Linked DNA regions of Homo sapiens: region 2 is linked to region 1. Evidence: chromatin loops called from intact Hi-C (ENCODE). Cell type or tissue: GM12878. All regions are shown on one strand. Each heading gives the region's core, and the rest is flanking DNA. Links, peaks and the distances in the headings are about the cores only. Region 1 has its middle 120 kb from the start of ATL2. Region 2 overlaps CYP1B1-AS1 (CYP1B1 antisense RNA 1).

Region 1 (9,984 bases), core at 1,305-9,304:
TGGTAAGTTGCCTCTATAACTGAATAAAAGATTGGCTGGATATAAAATCTGCAAATCAAACTTTCTTTCTGGGAGGATTTTGGAGTCACTGCTGTTCTTTGTTTGTTTGTTTTTTGAGACAGAGTTCACTCTGTAGCCCAGGCTGGAGTGCAATGGCACAATCTCCACTCACTGCAACCTCTGTCTCCCGGGTTCAAGTGATTCTCCTGCCTCAGCCTCCCAAGTAGCTGGGATTACAGATGCCCGCCACCACACCTGGCTAATTTTTATATTTTTAGTGGAGACAGGGTTTCGCCATGTTGGCCAGGCTGGTCTTGAACTCCTGACCTCAGGTGATCCACCCACCTTGGCCTCCCAAAGTGCTGGGATTACAGGCATGAGCCACCGTGCCCAGCCTGTTTTCTAGCATTGAATGTTGCTGTGGAGAAACCAACGATCAGTCTGCTTATGCTTTATACATGACTTGATCTTATTGCCTGGATGATAAAACATAGCAAAGAGTCTATACAGTGAAATATTTACGGAAGTGGTCAAAACAAAAACACAACATAAAATAACAGACTTATTGCTTGTATAAATTGAAGAAAAAGACTTGTAGACAATCTCACAAAACAAAATCTAATTCCATCTATTGTTCATTTTGTTTCTAAGAAAATAACTAAAATGTTTAAAATTTTAGGAAGGTTGACTATAAAAGAATGGCAAAATGCCAAACAGAAAGAACATAGAGGTTACGATTATGAACTCAGACAATGCTCCCAGGAGTCTTTAAATAGAGTTGAATTGCAGTATATTTATTAAGATCTGTCTTCATGTCGATCATTCTTGGTCAATTTTCTCTGAGACCCTGTTTACTTTTCCATTAAGCACATTCAAGTCGCTTATTGCAGGAAGTTGTGTTGAATTATATCAATAAATTTGTGTTCTGTCCCATTCATTTCATAATTTTTCTCTTGGTCCTTCACTTATTCATATTTCCTTTCCCTGTCTTCCCATTCCATCATTTTCTTTCAACCTTTTTCTTTTTCACTCTCAAATTTTTGTCTTTTTGTTTTTAAAGTATTTGCTTTTTACTTTTTAGAAGTTTTGCCTTTTTCAAATAAGCATGCCTTTACTTTTTATACTTCAAATCCTTAAGATAATATAGTACTATAAATGAGACTATTTTTAAAAATCTATACCTCAATTTGTAGAAGGATAAAACTCATTTTATGGAAGGTAAAAGGTAAGAGTCTGTTCTAAGAGTACACAGGCTAATAGTGTCTCCTAGCCTTTGAAATCCTTTTTTGTTTTGCTCAGATTTCTCATGTATACCCTCTACAATCAACAGTGTCAGTTTTCCTTCATGTTCCTTCCAACAGAGCCCTAATTTCAATTATAGGGTCTGTTTTTGTTTTTGTTTTAAATTCTAGGCTCTGTGCTTGTTGGGGATGATAGATGTTTGACAGCTTTCTCGCTTTCTTCTAATGTAATTGGTCCATATAGATATGTTATCATCCCTTGAAACTTATTTGGTAAATTATATTATCCCTATTTATATATTAGCAACTTTTAATTCAATACATCTCTCCCTGATCTTTTTGTCTCTTTGCTTTGGGTCCTTGGTTTAATTACTTTTAAAATTAATTCTAAAATATTTGTCTTTTTTTTTTTTTTTTTTTTTTTTTTGACAAGGTCTCACTCTGTGGCCCAGGCTGGATTGCAGTAGCATGATCGTGGCTGACTGCAACCTTCATCTCCCAGGCTCAAGAGATCCGCCAGGTGCGGTGGCTCACGCCTGTAATCCCAGCACTTTGGGAGGCTGAGGCCAGTAGATCACCTGAGGTCAGGAGTTTGAGACCAGCCTGGCCAACATGGCAAAACCCTGTCTCTACTAAAAATACAAAAATTAGCCAGGCGTGGTGGCATGCCTGTAGCCCCAGCTACTCGGGAGGCTGAGGCAGGAGAATCACTTGAACCCAGGAGGCGGAGGTTGCGGTGAGCTGAGATTGTGCCACTGCACTCCAGCCTGGGCCACAGACTGAGACTCTGCCTTAAAAAAAAAAAAAAAAAAAAAGAGAGAGAGAGAGAGAGAGACAGAGAGAGAGAGAGAGAGAGAGATCCTCCCACCACAGCCTCCGGAGTAGCTGGGACTACAGGCATGCACCTCCATGCCCAGCTAATTTTTTTGTACTTTTAATACAGACAGAGTTTCGCCATGTTGCCCAGGTAGCTCTTGAACTCCTGGGCTTAAATGATCCACCCACCTTGGCCTCCCAAAGTGCTGGGATTACGAGCCACTGTGCCCAGTCATATTTTTTTTTTAAATAGACTTTATTTTTTAGAGCAGTTTTAGGTCCACAACAAAATTGAGCAGAAAATACAGTATTCATATATACTCCCTGACTGCATGTGCATATAGCCCCCACCCCACTATCAACATCCCCCACAAGAGGGATACACGTGTTATAAATGATGAGCCTACAATGACAAATCAATATCACCCAAAGCCATAGTTTACATTAGGCTTCACTTTTGGAGTTGTACATTCTATGGATTTGGACAGATATATGGCATGTATCTACCATTATACTATCATAGAGAGTAGTTTCACTGCCCTAAAAATCCTCTGTGCCCCGCCATTTCAGCCCTCCCTCCCCCAAACCCCTGACCACCACAGATCTTACTACTGTCTCCATAGTTTTGTCTTGTCTAGAATGTCATATAGTTGGTATCATATGAAGCCTTTTCAGATCGGCTTCTTTCACTTAGTAATACGCATTTAAGGTTCCTCCGTGTCTTTCCATGACTTGATCGTTCATTTCTTTTTAGCACTAATTAATATTCCATTGTCTAAATGTACCACAGTTTATTTATCCATTCACCTGCTGAAGCATATCTTGGTTGCTTCCATGTTTTACAGTTATAAATAAAGCTGCTCTAAACATTTGTGTGCAAGTTTTTGTTCATTTGGGTAAATACCAAGGAACATGATTGCTGGATCGTATGGTAAGGGTATGTTTAGTTTTGTAAGAAACTACCAAACTGCTTTGCAAAGTGGCTCTACCGTTTTGCATTCCCACCAGCAATGAATGAGAGTTCCTATTGCTCCATATCCTTGCCAGTATTTGGTGTTGGCAGTGTTTTGGATTTGGATTTTGGCCATTTTAACAGGTAAGTGGTATGGCCTTTTTTTTTTTTTTTTTTCTTTTTGAGATGGAGTATCACTCTGTTGCCCAAGCTGGAGTGCAGTGGCACAATCTTGGTTTACTGCAAGCTCCACCTCCCAGGTTCAAGCGCTTCTCCTGCCTCAGTCTCCCACGTAGCTGGGATTATAGGTGCCTACTACCATGCCTGGCTAATTTTTTGTATTTTTAGTAGAGATGGAGTTTCACCATGTTGGTCAGGTTGGTCTGGAGCTCCTGTCCTCAAGCAATCCATCCACCTCAGCCTCCCGAAGTGCTGGGATTACAGGCATGTGCCACCATGCCCGGCCTCATTCTTTTTTAATGTCATAGTTTTATGACATGGGCTGCAACATTCTTCTAGAGTCTGCACTTCATTTGATATTTGTTTTTCCTACTACTTTCCTTCTTTCTTCTTGTAACATCTTTGTATATTAAAGATCCTGTGATGGCTCCTTTTTTATTACTTTTTACAGAAACAGTTGATTTTTTTTCCTGTATCAGCTTTTTGCTTTCTTACTCATGTGATTTTCCTGTATTAGCCAACCAATTACGGTGAAAATGGTGACACAGAAGGACAGGGGGAAATGGGGCAACTCATAGTTCCTTTTCCCTTCAGTTGTTCTTTTTCCTTTCCTTTTCTTTCAAAAAAGAGAGAGGGTCTTGCTCTGTTGCCCAGGATGGAGTGCAGTGTTGCAATCATGGCTCTCAGTCTTGAACTCCTGAGATCAAGCGATCCTCCCAGCTCAGCCTCCAGGGTAGCTAAGACTACAGGCCTGCACCACCACGCCAAGCTAATTTTTAATTTTTTTGTGGAGATAGGGTCTCACTATGTTGCCCAGGGTTGTCTCAAATTCCTGGCCTCAAGTGATCCTCCCCTCTCAGCCTCCCAAAGCACTGGGATTACAGGTGTGAGCCTGTGCACCCAGCTCAGTTTTTCTTTACTCATCAGTAAGTCAAAGGTACAGACTGTTGGTAGAAAGTCCTCATACAAAAAAATGAAATGAAAACAATCTGAGCTCATTTTGTATAGCATTTCCATTGTTCTGGCAAACACAAAATATATATGAATGTACAAACTGAGAAATATAAATTGTATAATTTTAGTGATTCTGCGTAAAATTTAAATGTTCTTCTATTTACATTTAAAATTGCCATTTTATGCTAATATCATTAAATTTTAATTTTTCTTTTCTTAGAACAACAATAAATTTTAAAAACTTCATGACAAGTCGAGAGGGAAAGTACAGAGGAAAGGAAGGAATTTTATGTTTTAGTAATTTTCACATCATTTTTCCTTGATTTTCGAAGGAGGGCCTTGCATTTTCAGGCCCTGCAAATTATGCAGCCAACCTTGCATAGGAGGTTAGTGCTGGAAAGACCTTAGAGATTATCTAGCTCAATCCATTCATCAGACACAAAAGATGGACTGAGAAAGATGAAATGATATTTTGCTTAGGAAATTAAAAGGGGAGAGTAGGATGGGAAAAACTTCCTCCATCTTCAGATCTTCAGGAGTGAACGGTGGTTTCACTGAAAGACACTAAGTCCACGGGGAGCCGCACCTCTCAGATCTGTCTCTTTGCAGGTTGTCTAACGCCCACTCCCTCCCGTGTTGATCTGGGCTTCTCTCACATTAGAGGGCAGTAGAGCCAAGTACCCAGATCCTTTGCAGCTGCTGCATATTTTGGCCCCACGTCCACCATCCTGGGTTTCCCCCTGTGGGTGTCCTTCCCACACATTCAACATCCAAGCAAGGTCCTACACCACCAAGAGAGTCCCGCCAGCCCTGGGCACCTACGGGGACTTCCAGTGGACACGTATTCTATTCTTGGGAACTTTCGGTTTCTAAGAAGTCCACAAAGCCTTTAAAAGTTTGGAAAAAGAGTTGAAAAGAATCGTAAGAGGTAGGATTTAGAGGAGAACGGGGAGTCCCGATGCAACGCCCTGAGTCTTCCTCCCTTAGACAACTTTTTCCTTCCTGTGAAGACAGTATGCAAGGAAAAAAAGAGAGTGCTAGAACTGAATTGGGAACAATGTAATGTCTTTTTCTATTGCTCTGGCAAAATCCTTGCTGAGAAACTGAGAAGTGTTGATTCTGAAAGCTTTTTTAGAAATTCTTTCCAAGGCAACTTAATTCAACAACACATTTAACAAGAGTCTTTTGTCAGACATCCTGTCCTCTGATATTTTAGAAAACACCACACACACACACACACACACACACGTGCACATGCATGTATGCACACACACTTTATTTTCACTTTTCTTCCCATCCAGCCCAAGGCATGCCCAGAGCACAGCAAAGCAACGCTTGGAGCTTTGAAAGGACACCATGTCCTTTCAAAACATGATTTTGAATTCCATCCTGCCTTCTCTCCACCTACATTAAAACTCTTGAAGGACATTTTCTTCTAATACTGTCTTTTTTGGGACTTCTTCATGTTGCCTGCAAATTATCTCTTTTCGAATCACAGCGTTTTGGGCACAGACCATCACTGCCCACGGAGTGATGAAGCAGACCGGGGCTGTGGTTACAGAGTCAGAAAGAAGGGTCTCCTGCCCCAGGGACCACCACACCCTCTCCCAGCATTCAAGCTGCCCAAGCTTTCTCAGAAAACATCTTTCCAGGCCATCACCAGCAGCGGGTTTTACCAAAAACGTCCCACTCTCTGGCTTCCTTGCTGATCTGTGGGCCTTGCTGGATCCACCCGCTCACGCACGGCCCTCCCCACAGACCTCTGCCTCGGCTGGATTCTTCCCTTCCACTGGCTCTTATGTGCTGGACTTCTGGATTCTCATTTGCTTCCTGAATTTTGTCGCCAGGACTCAGAATTCAGTCCTCCTGTCCAGTTCTGCTCTTGCGAGAGCCAACTCACATGCAAGCCCTCAAATCCTTCCTCATTGCTCTGAGGCTGGTTCTGGAGCACTTCGGCAGGGCCTGTATTCTAGCATAGTATCATAGTGCTTGCCTCCCCCACTAAAATGAAAATCAGGGACAATGACTCTTTCTCCAGGCCTCCTCTTCTACCCAAATACCTGGTGCTGGACTGGTATGCCGGCACACATTAGATGCTCAGTAAATAATTGCTGTCTAAAACAGATGTTCTCCACTGCAAGCACAACATTCCTTGTTAACATATCTGCACAAAAACCCAGAAAACAAATGTGGTTGTAACTTTGATTTCAGTTTGACAAACGTCTTTCAGTTGTGTTTCCAGAACGCCTCTTCCATCAACTTCAAAAGGCTGTGAACCGGGAGGCTGTCACACACGTAAGATCCAAAAAGCCACGTGGACTGCTCTGCCCAGCTGCAGGGCACTAGGGGCTGTTGTTGAGCTCTGAACAGATCCTGGGATTATTTATAATTGAAAATCAGACTCTGAGAGCCTTTAGAGTCATGAAGGAACTCATTATTCTCCTTCCCCACGTGCTTCTCCTCTGTTTTTCCCACCTCTGCCTCTGACCTGACATCTGACCACACTCACAGCAGGCTCTTCAGATCCCCTAGGCCTCAGAGCACCTGTGCTTGGCAAACAGCTGCTTTCCTGCTGGACTGAGACCCGCAGACCACCTGCATGCCCACACATACCCTTCTGACTGCAATGGAGCATCAAAGACTGAGAGCGAGGACCGGGTGGCCAGCTGAGGCGGAAACTCCGCCAGAGCTGACTTATTCCCAGGCTTATCTCAGCAGGGGCCTGCAGAAGTGGGGACACGGAATTGAGGCCACTGTGAGTTTTCGGTGTAAGCTTAGTCCCATTTCCAATCCACATGATCACCTCCCTGCCCCCTCCCCCTCCACATTCTTGGCCTGAGCCAGTCCCTCCCGTGAACACAGCAAAGGCCAGGTGACCAAGAAAGTGGAATAATAAAGGATTTTAGACTGGGGGAGGCAACTAATGGTCTTCTAAGCCAGTGAATAAAAAACTGTTTTAGCTGCCCAACCCTTTCTTCAAAAGAACCTTATTGGAAAGTCAAACAGGCAAAACCTATAAAAACCCAGAAAGAACAATCCACACTTCTGCTCTCTGGTTTTGCTTCTATCTGGCCATGATGTTTTCATCATTTTACTCTTCTGCCTTAGCTCCCTTTCATTCCTGACAAGCAGAGGCCTCTGACATCTCTGAGCCCAAACATGGGTACAGCAGTGCCTCTGAAGCCAGCAGTGCCAGACCAGCAGCAGAACTTCTCTTGCCCATCTGGGAATGGTGTTTACTGAAAACCAGAGAAAACAGGCACATTGATGAGTCCATCAGTTAGATTATTCTTTCTTGAGAGTGGCTGAAACCTGTATGAGTTTGTTCTCACATTGCTATAAAGAAATACCTGAGACTGGGCAATTTATAAAGAAAAGAGGTTTAATGGGCTTATGGTTCTGCAGGCTGTACAGAAAGCATGGTAGCATCTGCTTCCAGGGAGGCGTCAGGAAGCTTCCAATCATGGCAGAAGGTGAAAGGGGAGTAGGCATCTCACATGACAGGAGCAGAAGCAAGAGAAGGACGTGGGGGAGGAGCCACCCACTTTTAAACAGCCAGATCTCACGAGAACTCACTCACCATCATGAGAACAGCACCAAGGGGATGGTGACAAACCATTCGTGAGACATCTGCCCCCATGATCCAATTACCTCCCACCAGGCCCCACCTCCAGCACGGGAATTACAGCTCAACATGAGATGTAGTGAAGACACGGATCCAAACCATATCAAAGCCCAATACAAATAAGTTTAATTAAAATGGGGCTTTATTGGAAGGATAGTGGAACATCCACACACATACCTGGGCTCCCAGTAACTAGAATCCAGCCTCAGTGCCATGATGATCCCTCTTTCTCTGTCTCTCCTCTCTCATTCTCTCCAGTAGAGATGAGTTTTCTCTGTGTGACCACAAACATAGCCTCTGGGAGCTCTAGATTCCCATCCCTCCAGATTCCCATCCCTCCAGACTCCCTGAGCCAAAAAGCCCTCACCACCAACTTCTTTTAAAACAATCCTAGGAAAGCCTCTGATTGGTCCAGATTCCGCCATGTGCCCATCCCTGAACCAATCACTGTAGCCAGAGGGATGGACACATGTTCTCCCCATGGCCAGGATGCAGAGTTCTGGGATTGGCAGCTCCTTCCGGGCCATCAGCAAGGACACCGGGAGGAAGTAGTTCCGTGAAGAAAGAAGGGCTTCTGTTAGATTGATGGCAAACAGCACAGGTTCTTAATATTTTGATAGAGACTCTCTTGGAAACTCCTATAGCCGAAAAGATGCCTTAACCAAAAAGATTGTACCTTTGACTTCAGAATCAAAGTAACTGTAACTGAATTCCATAACTAAGAATTTAGTCCTCCTGTCCAGTTCTCTCTATTGCTCTTGCAAGAACCAGCTCAAATGCAACCCCTCAAGGCCTTTGTCATTGTTCTGAGGCCTGTTCTGGAGCATTTGAGCAGTGCCTATATTCTAAAATAGTATCTGATCTAATTAATGTTTGCCTCCTCCACTAAACTCTAACACAGGAACAATGAGTCCAGCTCCAAGCATTAGAGGCTGGGGCAACAGAGCCCTGCAGAGCTCCTCAGGCCACGCGCAGAGGGAGCCCCCACACTCCTTCCCTACACACCAGAATTAAAAACCAAACATTAGCTGGGAGTGCATGTGTTGCTTTTCTTTTGAGACTGGATTCAACTTGAAAGGACTCTTCATCTTATCTTGTGCAAGTGAGCAAGGGGAAGAGTGTTGGTTCTGTGGTGCAATAAATAACTTCTCATTATGAGAAATGCGATGCCCCTCTCCACCTAGCCATTTGGAAACCATAATCTGACATTACAGAAGCTTTTCTTGTGAGACCAGAGATATCTGAACCACTTCTCTTTTCAAGCAACTTCAGCAGGCTTTCCATGCTATTAGTGGAACAAGTCCAAGCTATCTTTGATTTGTGGTCGCTTGATTGGGTCCTGAAAGGACAGGCTCTGCTTTGTGAGGAGGGATAATTGCTTGGGAATCCTGCAGAGTAATTTAATTCCTGTGCAGTTAGAGGGACCACAAATTTGGAGAAACTTAACTCCTCTGGAGAGATGACAATATATGTGAAGGTTCCTCTCCACCATATGGGCCCTTCCTTTCCTCTGACAGCTCACTTCAGCCCTTTCTGCCTCATAAATTTTCCTGACACTGGGAATGTTTTCCTAGAAAAGAGGAGGTTCTTCTCAGATCCTGCCACACAAAGCCTGAGGCCACTTAGAAAATGATCCAGCTGCACAGCCTAACAGGTCAAACCACCATATCCTTAGGCACAATGTCATCACCTAACTCTGTGAATTTCAAACTCACTCCAGCAACCCATAGGGCAGTCAGAGTGGGAGGGTAGTAGTGTGTGAGGCCAAGAAATTGACCATCCTTTACTGATAGGAAGGGAGAGACCAAAGCTGCCTGAACCTGAGGGCCCACAGGCCCATTATAAGAGTCTTTGGTACCATTTGAACCAAAAGAGTTGATAGATCACTGCTATGGATATTCACAGGTTGAAGGAAAGATACCAATGAGATCGCACTTGTTTTGACGTTGGAAACCTAGCTTCATTTTCAGAACCATAACAACCAAAGGTTATCTCAGGCTAGGAAGGGACTTTTTCTTCTCAATAAACTTTCTGTTTTGGAATAATTTGAGAAGTACAGAAAAGTTGCAAATATAGTACAGAGAGTTCCCATATGCCTTTGACCCAGTTCCCACTAGTGTTAACATCTTTCATTACTATGCTACATTTGTCAAAACTAAGAAATGAACATTGGTACAGTACCATCAATTAAACTGCAGACGTGATTCAGATTTCAT
Region 2 (9,984 bases), core at 693-8,692, 76 kb before region 1:
CTCATTATCTTCTTTCTCTGACCCTCTTTGGACTAAATAAACTCCCAGTATTCTTGACCAACAGAGGTAGGGTTGGAACAGAACCTCAAAAGTCATCATTAGACTTCCTACTAATAGGGCATTGGAAGTTCAAGCGACTAACTAGGAAACAGGTTAGTATTTGTACCCCTACACTGTGCAACAGATTACATACCATTTGCTCTATTTGGCATCCTTTCCTTAGGCTAGATTCCCAGAAGAAAGATTACTGATTCGAAGGGCATGAACATTTTTATGACTCTTGGCCTAAATTACTAGGCCAAGGTTTTTTCAAAGGGATGCACTAATTTTCACTATTTCCCCACACCCTTTCAGGTGATAAATAATTGACTTGATTTGTTTACACTGACGCCAAGAATTCTTGGGAAGAAGGATCAAAGTGAAAAGTGGTAGCCCATGGTGGGGAGGCCACACTCAGTGCAGTTGTGAAGTCAGCAGCATTTTTAAGCCCATTCATTGCCAGTAGCCCTGAGATGAGCATTCCCAAGCTGCTTCCCAGGTCCCTCCTCCACTCTCTCAGGGACATCCATTCTGTACCAGCCCCCTCAGATACTCATGCCCTTGCCCTCCCTTCTCCATGCTCATTAAAACCAGCTTAAGAGCAGATATGACATCAGTCACTTACCTTTTCGTGTGGCTCTAAATCAAAGTGTCACCTCTCCCAAGCACATGCTTGCATCTTAGCTCTGATTGAGGAATGAAAAGCTTTGTTCTCTGTTAAAAGAACTTTGAGCTTAGATGCCCCAGACTGAGAAATCCACCAAAAGCTGGACCTTTGACTTGAGCGGCAAAGGACCCCCATAGTCAGGCTGTGATTTGAGGAGCATCAAGAGGCCAGAGTTTCCAAGTTGGGACCCAGAAGGTGGGGTTGGCAGGGGGAGGGTAGGAGCAGCTGGAGACTCTGCTCTACCAGGGGAATACGGAGGTGGGGACCAATCCCAGGGTAAGGAATGAAAGTAGGAGCCCCAGAAGCTGAAAACATACTTCACCGATGTCAGCATTTTACCCAGAGCCATTCCAAGGTGACCATAACTCACTTAAAAGCCTGAAAGCTGTTTTATGCCAACTAATAAAGTGCAGTTTAATAAAAAAGTTGTCAATCATTTTTATATAAAATGTATTTGGGGCATGAATGGTTTTGATCTTTTATAAAGTCAAAAGCTTTTAGTGCTGCTCATGGTTATAATCACTGCGTGAGCCTGGGCAAGCCTCACAACCTTGCTGGCCTTGACTTTCTTATTTATGAGCTATAGACAATTACACCCAGCCTGCTGCCTGGAGGGCTGGGGAGAGTGGTGAATTGAGTGTTCAAGTTGAAAGTAAGAGGTGGTCTTCAGCGGTTGACTCCAAGCATTACTTATGATCAAGGTCTAATTTCTAAGAGTCCAAAATTAAATAACAGGTAGAATTGAATGCCTTGAGCTTGTCTAGTGATATGGAAGTGTAGCTAATAGCCTACAGCCTAACCGTGTAAGATACAACTGGAATATAATACAAACCCCATGGAGAGTAAAGGACAAAGAGAAATTAAAGTAAGAGGCAGGAAATAATAAAACGATATTTAATTTGGACATGTGCCCCCAACGCATCTGTAGAAAAATCAACAAAGCATAAATACCAATGGGAAAACCTAGCCATAATTACTCTAAAAGATATAGAGACAGGAAATTGGATAGGAGTTTGCAGTGTTGTTTTGGGCTGCAGGGATGCCCCTGTGTGCCTGCAAAGGGAAATGAGAGTTTATCTCTGAATAATCAGATGGAATTGTACATCAAATAAGGGTAAAATTGGTCATAGTCATCTCATGATTGCAGTGGTTTCTATGTTCTCCAGGTCAGTCCACCATCATTGAGGAGACGTGGGTGCGGAGAAAGGGGTCAGGTATGTGGTCAGACATCTCTGTGGGATCTCTGCTGCTAACTAGCTATGCCACATTAAGTATGTTTTAACTTGTCTGACCCTCCAGTTTAGCTCAACAAAATAGAAGAAAATCTCCCTTTCAAGGCTGTTGGAAGGACTACAGATGAAAAGTATATAAAGTTCCCAGCAGATGGAAAATATCAAATAAATGTCAGCTAGTAGCAGCAGCAGGAGCAAAGATGAAGGCCGACTCCTGAGTTTTCAGACTCCACAGATCCCAGAATCCTTCTCTGCTCTGAGTTCTGAGTCCCACAGTTCTGATGCATCCACCTGTGCACCTCACCGGCAATCAGTGGGAGCCTGGGAATGGTTAACTAAGAGGGGCTTGAGAAGGCAATGAGAGAGGAGCACAAGGAGGTAACCAGCCACTCCACTGAAGCTGTGTTTAGGTGGTGGATATGATCTGCCAGCGGCCCCTCAGCCAAAACCACCAATACAAATCCATGTAGACAGTTTCTTAAACAAACTTAGTAAAATCAAATCTAGAATATCTCCCCCTTTCAAACAATGCATTTTCCCAGTGCCAAAGTACAGCACTTTCTTAGCATCTTCCTTCTACAAATGATGGCGCGATGCAGTTTAAACACATACCTTGCCAATTCTTTTTAAAATGTAGGCTTATATGATAATTTTAATCACATGCTTTCCCAATTATTACATGTGTATGTTTATATGGTAATGTTAACCACATGCTTTGCTACATGCTTGCTGTGAGTGATGTTTTATTTTATTTTTAGAGACAGGGTCTCAATCTGTCACCCAGGCTGGAGTGCAATGGTGATCATAGCTCACTGCAGCCTCGAATTCCTGGGCTCAAGTGACCCTCCCACCTCAGCCTCCCAAGTAGCTGGGGCTCCAGGTGCACAACCACATGTTGCTGATTTTTAAATTTTTTGTAGGGATGGGGGTCTCACTGTGTTCCCCAGGTTGGTCTTGAACTCCTGGCCTCAAACGGTCCTCCCAACTTGACCTCCCAAAGCACTGGGATTACAGGCCCGAGAACCACACACAGCCTGCTGTGAGTGATTTTAAGAGAAGCTGTTAGAGATTGGGGCCCTAGCATCTCATTGAATCACTGGTTGACACCACCACAGCCTCCCAGCTCTCAAGCAATTCCTAGGAAAACAGGAATTCATCGGGAAAATATTCTTGATCCTGATACCAAAATTAACAAAGGGGGCTGCTTCTTGTGTTGTATTCTCAACAGCAGAAATGACAGTTGTGCCCATCAAAACCCCCAGAGACCCTGACCAGCAGGGAAGAGCAGTAGCAAGGAGATAGGAGAGAAGGGTGGTATAAAGAGTTTACCTTCTTTATTTTTCTCTGTCCACAGTTCCTTTACGCGGAAAGCTATTTACAGCAGCCACAGTCTCTGTTTGGTTTGGCATGACACTGACTTTCTATGGATAAGTCAGGATCTCATGTCCTCATCTAAAAATGGTACCATATTGAATGACGCTTTACCTTCATTTCTCTCACTTCACTGGTTTTGGATGAGCATAGGGGCACCTTTGGGTCAGAGTACTTTTCAGAGAGGGACAGTCAATAAAAAGCCTTCGTGTATAACTAGTCCATTTTCATGCTGCCGATAAAGACATACCTGAAACTGGGTAATTTATAAAGAAAAAGAGGTTTAATGGACTCACAGTTCCACATGGCAGGGGAAGCCTCACAATCATGGTGGAAGGTGAATGGCACGTCTTACATGGCGGCTGAGAAGACAGAATAAGAGCCAAGTGAAAGGGGTTTTGCCTTATAAAACCATCAGATCTCATGAGACTTATTCACTACCATGAGAACAGTATGGGAAAACTGTCCCCATGATTCACCTATCTCCCACCAGGTCCCTCCCACAACACGTGGAAATTAAGGGAGCTACAATTCAAGATGAGATTTGGGTGGGGACACAGCCAAACCGTATCAGTGTGCCCAGAGAGAGAGTGGGTAAGAGGAATAGACCAAAACTTGAACTATGAGAAAGAGAAGTAAGACGGTAGGGAAGACTGTAGTTCAGAATCTGTAAGTTATAACTGACTTCTCACAGCCTGGCAAAAAATTGGAAGCTGGAGTATAGGACATAAATTCATGAGCAGTAGCAATTTTAGCCAAGTCGAGAGAAAAGCATTGAACTTCAAATGAAAATAATGTTCAAAGAGGTGAACATGAAGTTCATTCAAGATGTGGAGGGAATTATGAGCAGGGAGATGCATGCCAAGAGAAACTAGATGGTATTTGAAAAAAGTGAGATTCAAATTAAGGTTCACACACAGAGAGAGAGAAAGAGGGATAAAACAAAAATATTTTAATGGTTTCCTTTTCCTGTGGTCTGCTTTAGAATTCACCCAAAAGCCAATTGTTTCTGTGGTTATTCAAATTTTGTTTCTCTTCTCACTCCCTCCTCTTGTCTATCCTCTGATCCCCAGCATTTGGACAGAATAAGAGAGAGGAAGTAAAACTCAAATCATTTTACTTTACTTTTTCTTGGCCATTTGGCTAAGAGATGTGTGGGGTGAAGAGGTGCTTGTGGCCAAAGTGTGATTTGTAAAATGTGTGGGTATTTTTTGTTTGGTTGGTTTTGCTTTTAGCTGCTATACTTATGTTACCCCAGTTTACCACATCCAGTCCTCTTTGGGCACAAAGGGAAAGACTCAACAAACATTTGTTGAGTGGCTTGACTCAGCTTTGCTCCTTCTCCTGAGTATTCCTCCGTGGAGTTTTAGCAACTTCCCATAGGAAATCCAGGCTAAGGTCTGATTCATCCAGTCCTGAATAATGTGTTAATCATGAATTGGATAAAAATCATGAATTGGATACTACTCAAGAGGATAAGCTGTTTTCAAACATCTTAGCAGTAAATATTTGCAAACCAACAAGAAACACACTAAATACAAATGGCGTTTCTCAATTCATTAGAGCAAGCCTGCAAGAACCTTGACCTGGGAGTAGTGAGGCCACTTTCTCAGCCACTAGTTCATGCCATTATATATACATACCAGTTTTAACAATACATTATTTTTATAATTTTCAATGTTTGAGATTATTCATGAACCTGAACTGCCCTTCAACCTGTAAATCTGAATAAGTGAGGTTTTACTATGATTTACAAAACCATAAAACAAGACAGAAAGAGGTCTGTTCATCTAATAGTGGCTGTTTGTTTCTCCTTTCCTTTTTGGAGAGGAGGGAAAAAAAGAGCAAATGTCTATCTAGCAAGATGACGTAGGGCTGGATAAAAAGATAAATGCCTCTGAGGTGTGTAGGGATATTACAAATGTGATTTGGAAGAAAGACAAGATCTGAGGGGGTGGGAAGTTCAGTGTAGAAAGTCTCTTCTATCAGGACATGGATTCTAATTCTCTCCTACCACACTGGGCATAACCATCAGGGAATTTAAAGTCCCTTCCATGCCAGGCATGCCCCATCACCTAGGAAGAAACTCAACCCATCAGCAGGCATCCAAAAAGGCGTCAGCCAGGTAGGGTCCCAAAGAGCCCCACACCTTGGGTTATCTGGGAAAATCCCAAGTTATTTAGAAGACAGTGTACCTCTTGCCTCTACCCTTGGTGGTAAACATTGCTTCAGAGTCACACACACACAAAAAGATAAGCTTTTTTCTCAATTGAAAACTGGAAAGTTGAAAGAGGAAGTAAAGAGAAAAAGAAAGACATATACTATAATCCAGGAGTCCCACATGTTCAGAAACTCTTCACCTGTGAATCTACATTTTACTGAGTTCACATCTGCCTTCTGAAGGGTAACCACTCTTTACCCCCCAAATTCAACTCATTACTTGTTCAACTTTGACCAAGAGGTTTTTTTTTTTTTTTTTTTTTTTTTTTGAGATAGTCTCGCTCTGTTGCCAGGCTGGAGTGCAGTGGCGCGATCTCAGCTCACTATAAGCTCTACCTCCTGGGTTCACGCCATTCTCCTGCCTCAGTCTCCTGAGTAGCTGGGACTACAGGCGCCCACCACCACGCCTGGCTAATTTTTTTGTATTTTTAGTAGAGATGGGGTGTTTCACCGTGTTAGGCAGGATGATCTCGATCTCCTGACTTCATGATCCACCTGCTTTGGCCTCCCAAAGTGCTGGGATTACAGGCATGAGCCACCGTGCCCAGCCGACCAAGAGATATTTTTAAGAAAAGTCTCATAAAAGCATAAAATTTTATATATGGCAAAAGCAATCAACATCTATAGAAAACTGATAAACACATATGACTCAGAGGAAGAAATTTCCCTCTATGTATTATTTACTGTTAAACTTACTATGGCTTATAAGGCCTTGATCATCTAAACACTTGTTTCGATTTATCCATTCTCTTCCTCTCCTCTTCAGCCTTCTTGAGATTGTGGGTCATCTCCAGGGATACTTCTCCACAGTTCTACTATCAGTGTCTAAGGGATTCAGGTTAGGGCAACACACACAAAAAGTCAAATTCAGTTATTCAAGCACCAATTAGATAATGAACATCTGCCTGGGGTACTCACGACATTCTGGGCTAAATATTCCCCCAGAGAGAAGAATAAGGGAGTACTCAGTGGGTACTAATGTCTGGTCTGTGACATGACAATGAAGTGAAGATTAAGTTCCATCTTTACCCCCATTCACCATTTATCTCCCAATCTCTCTTCCCAAGTCATTCTTTTTTTTTTTTTTTAATTATACTTTAAGTTTTAGGGTCATTCTTATCTTCTTCTCATCTCTTACCTGTTTTTTCCTGACCCTAATTCCTCAAAGAAGCTTAATTCACTTCTAGATCCCCTCCTTCCCCCATGAATATAAAGAAAATAACTATATCTAGTTCTTTTAGATGTTCAAATTGACTTGATTGCTAGCTGAAATCAAAATTGACCAGCTGAAGTGGTTTTCAAGAATGTTAATTCTTATTCTGACCACTGGATTAGCACAATGGGCCATTGTACACATAAGTACACCCACAAGGCAGTCAGTAAAATAGACAATGCCTAAAGCTGTAGATACACTATATACATGGCATGAATCTTTTATTCATTTGTTTAGTCTACAGCAGGAAGCCAACTGCCTCACTTCAGGCCAGAGGGAGAATGCTGAGATATTGTACGAATACATGCAATTTTCCAAGCTTCAGGAAATTTGAACTGAAACATTGACAGGAAAGAGCCCATAGTACACTTGCATGTTGAGCTGGTGTTTAAACTCTTTTTCCCATGTAATGAGCTCATATCCAAAATGTTGACTCAACGTGCATGAGGACTTGGCAAGTCCTGTGGGGAGGAGCGCCCTGTCACGGGAAACAGGAGAAAAACAAGGCCGGCTCAGCACATTCTCTCAGAGCACACAGGCCTTCATGGGCCAGAGTTTCTGTTATTAAAAATAAGAAAAGAAAAAAAACAGAGAATGTCTCCTCTTAATCCAGCAATAACTCCAAGAAGATAATAAGTCAACAGTCACTTTTTTCATGGCTACCTACTACAGAGTGTCCTAGTAAAATATATACTTGATACATTAATATACGCTTTAAAAAGAATAGCAGTTAGACATTAACCAATATCTGTTTTGGTTATGTTAAAGTCACAAATGTTTAAAATGCCCATCGTTTCACAGTCAACCACATATAAGATATATCTTGCTTTATTAAGTGTATTTAACACCTAAAAGTGCCACACACTTTCCAGGGCACACTCATCTGAGGGAGTTTGTAGAAGATGCAGTGCTCATGGGGCCCTAGGTTGTTAGCTCTGAGGCTGCCATGCTTCATTCACCAACATGTATTCCCTTACAACTTGGGCCCAGCAACAACAGATTTACTATATAAGCCTCCAGTACTTCCTGAAAAAGTCCTTTCCAAATACCCTCAAAAACAAACAAACAAACAAAAACAGTCCTCTTTCTGTGTTTCAATCAAGGCTATAAAAGTAACCCATGTTAAAAAGCCAGGATGGCTGCAATGAATGGAGCACACAGAAGGCCTCCTGAGCAGTATAGACTTTATTTTTCCATCGTGGGGCTCCTGTAATTTTTAAAAGTCTGTTTGAAGATATTAATTTGGCAGGAATGAGGAAGATGGATTCAAGGGATTAGGAACTGTAGGGAGATGTAGCAAGTGGATGAAGGCCTGGACATGAATAATGTTCACAAGAATGGGAAGGAGGGAAAGATTAAAAGGGATATTTAGAAAGAAGAACTGACAAGCCTTGGTAACGGAGCAGATATAGGAGATAATGAGGAGAGAGGAGTTGGAGTTGGAGTTGGTGAGGAGAGATGGAGTTGGAGTTGGATACAGTGACAACTTCGAAGTTTCTATCCAGAGGCTGGGAGTGTGATGGGCCATTGACAGAAATGGCAAACGGAGAGCTGGTTTGCAATGGATCAAGATGAGGGTTGAACTCAGAGATTCTTAAATCTAAAACATCTCAGAAGGCACCAAGCCCAATTTTATACTTCCTTTCTGTATATTAGAGACTGAGGCCCACAGAGGAGAGGATAAAGACCCGTTGAAGGTCTTAGTTAGTTGGCATGGAGCAGACACTAGTACCCAGTCTTTGGTCTCTTGTTTCTATGCCTATGATCATTATTCAATGGTCCTGTGCCTAAGCTAGAAATCTTTTGATTGCGAGTGATGGAGAACCCAACCCAATTTGACTTGAATAAGTAAAGGAATTTATTGGCTCTTACAAGTGTAAAGTCCAGAGGTTTCAGTTGAGGCATGGTCCAACAGCTCAACATTTTCACTGAGCACCTAGTTTCCTTTTGTCTAATCTCTGCCCAATATTGTTCATAGTTCCAAGATGTTCACCAAGAGGTCCCTGAGCTGTGTGCTTTCTCATTTACATCCAGCAGGAAAGAAAGAAGGTTTTTGTTCTAGAATTCCAAGCAAAAGTCCTGGGATTCACTCTAATTGGATTTGCTTGGTCATATGTCCACCCATGGCCAACCACATGGCTGGGGAGCCAAATGTGCTGGTCTGGGTCACATGTTCCACCCCTGGAGCCCCAGGTAGAATCAGATTCCATAGAGCCAAATGGATTCCCAAACTCCAATGAGGGCTGCTAGGAAGAAAATAACAGAAGCTACAGCATCAACCAACAAATGTCTATTACACATTGTTTGGCTAAATCTCCTTCTGTTTTTTCCATAGCAAGTTTATGACTTTTATTTTTATTTTATTTTATTTTGAGGTGGAGTCTCGCTCTGTCACCCAGGCTGGAGTGTAGTGGCACGATCTTGGCTCACTGCAAGCTCCGCCTCCTGGGTTCACGCCATTCTCCTGCCTCAGCCTCCTGAGTAGCTGGGACTACTGGTGCCCGCCACCACACCCGGCCAATTTTTTGTATTTTTAGTAGAGATGGGGTTTCACCATGTTAGCCAGGATGGTCTCGATCTCCTGATCTCGTGATCCGCCTGCCTCGGCCTCCCAAAGTGCTGGGATTACAGGCGTGAGACACCGCACCCGGCCTATGACTTTTATTGTTAGATACAATGATGAAGTGGTTTGTCCACAAGTTTTAAAAATATACAGAAATCAGAATTGCCATACTCACCATGGAAAAAAGGGAGCACAGCTTTAACAAGAACATTTTAAAGAGAAAGAAAAGTAATTAGGGTGAATAAATTCAAATTTTAGACAAAGTCAGTCATGGTGACATGTGCCTGTAGTCCCAGCCAGCTACTTGGGAGGCCAAGGTGGGAGGATCCCTGGAGCCTAAGAGTTTGAGTCCAGCCTGGGCAACATGGGAAGACCTTGTCTCTTAAAAAAAAGAAAAAAAGAAAAGAAAAAATTGGTAAATGCAGCCAAGTCTTTGTCACTAAAATATATTCTAGGCAACATTCTTCAAAGCCAAGCAAAGTCTGTGGCTGCTGTGTGCTGGGGCTATTTCCTCTCAATTCAATCATGGGTTGGGGTGATGGTTAATAACCCTGAAATTTAAGGTCTTTTGTCAGTCTGGCATCAATGATGAGTGGTGTGACAAGGCTTGGTGTATCACTGATAATTGCTTAGAAATGACTCCACACTACCCAGTTTTTTGGTGTATTTTTCAGCAGTA

What was found. Peaks named below come from ENCODE experiments on the same cell type or tissue, not always from the same donor. Only the 100,000 strongest peaks of a DNase experiment are listed, where the experiment ranks them.
Region 2: a loop joins it to region 1, with 5 times the contacts of the local background. A loop is called at or near these places in 5 of 110 quality-filtered maps.

Annotation. Positions count from the first base shown.
Region 1 is chr2:38,255,775-38,265,758 of GRCh38, forward strand. No RefSeq gene overlaps it. Among named protein-coding and RNA genes, the nearest start is that of ATL2, 120 kb to the right of the region's middle. In GM12878, for the core only: a CTCF peak has its summit at 4,798; DNase peaks (open chromatin) are centred at 4,877, 5,260 and 6,457; H3K27ac peaks cover 4,698 bases.
Region 2 is chr2:38,180,725-38,190,708 of GRCh38, forward strand. It overlaps CYP1B1-AS1 (CYP1B1 antisense RNA 1), which reads left to right. Exons shown (of 3, transcript NR_027252.1): 3 at 1-1,131. LOC102723739 (a long non-coding RNA gene) reads right to left here. Exons shown (of 4, transcript XR_007086289.1): 3 at 6,226-9,984; 4 at 3,584-3,671. Among named protein-coding and RNA genes, the nearest start is that of CYP1B1-AS1, 55 kb to the left of the region's middle. In GM12878, for the core only: no CTCF peak of the experiment used is centred there; DNase peaks (open chromatin) are centred at 4,447 and 5,615; H3K4me3 peaks cover 229 bases; H3K27ac peaks cover 2,813 bases.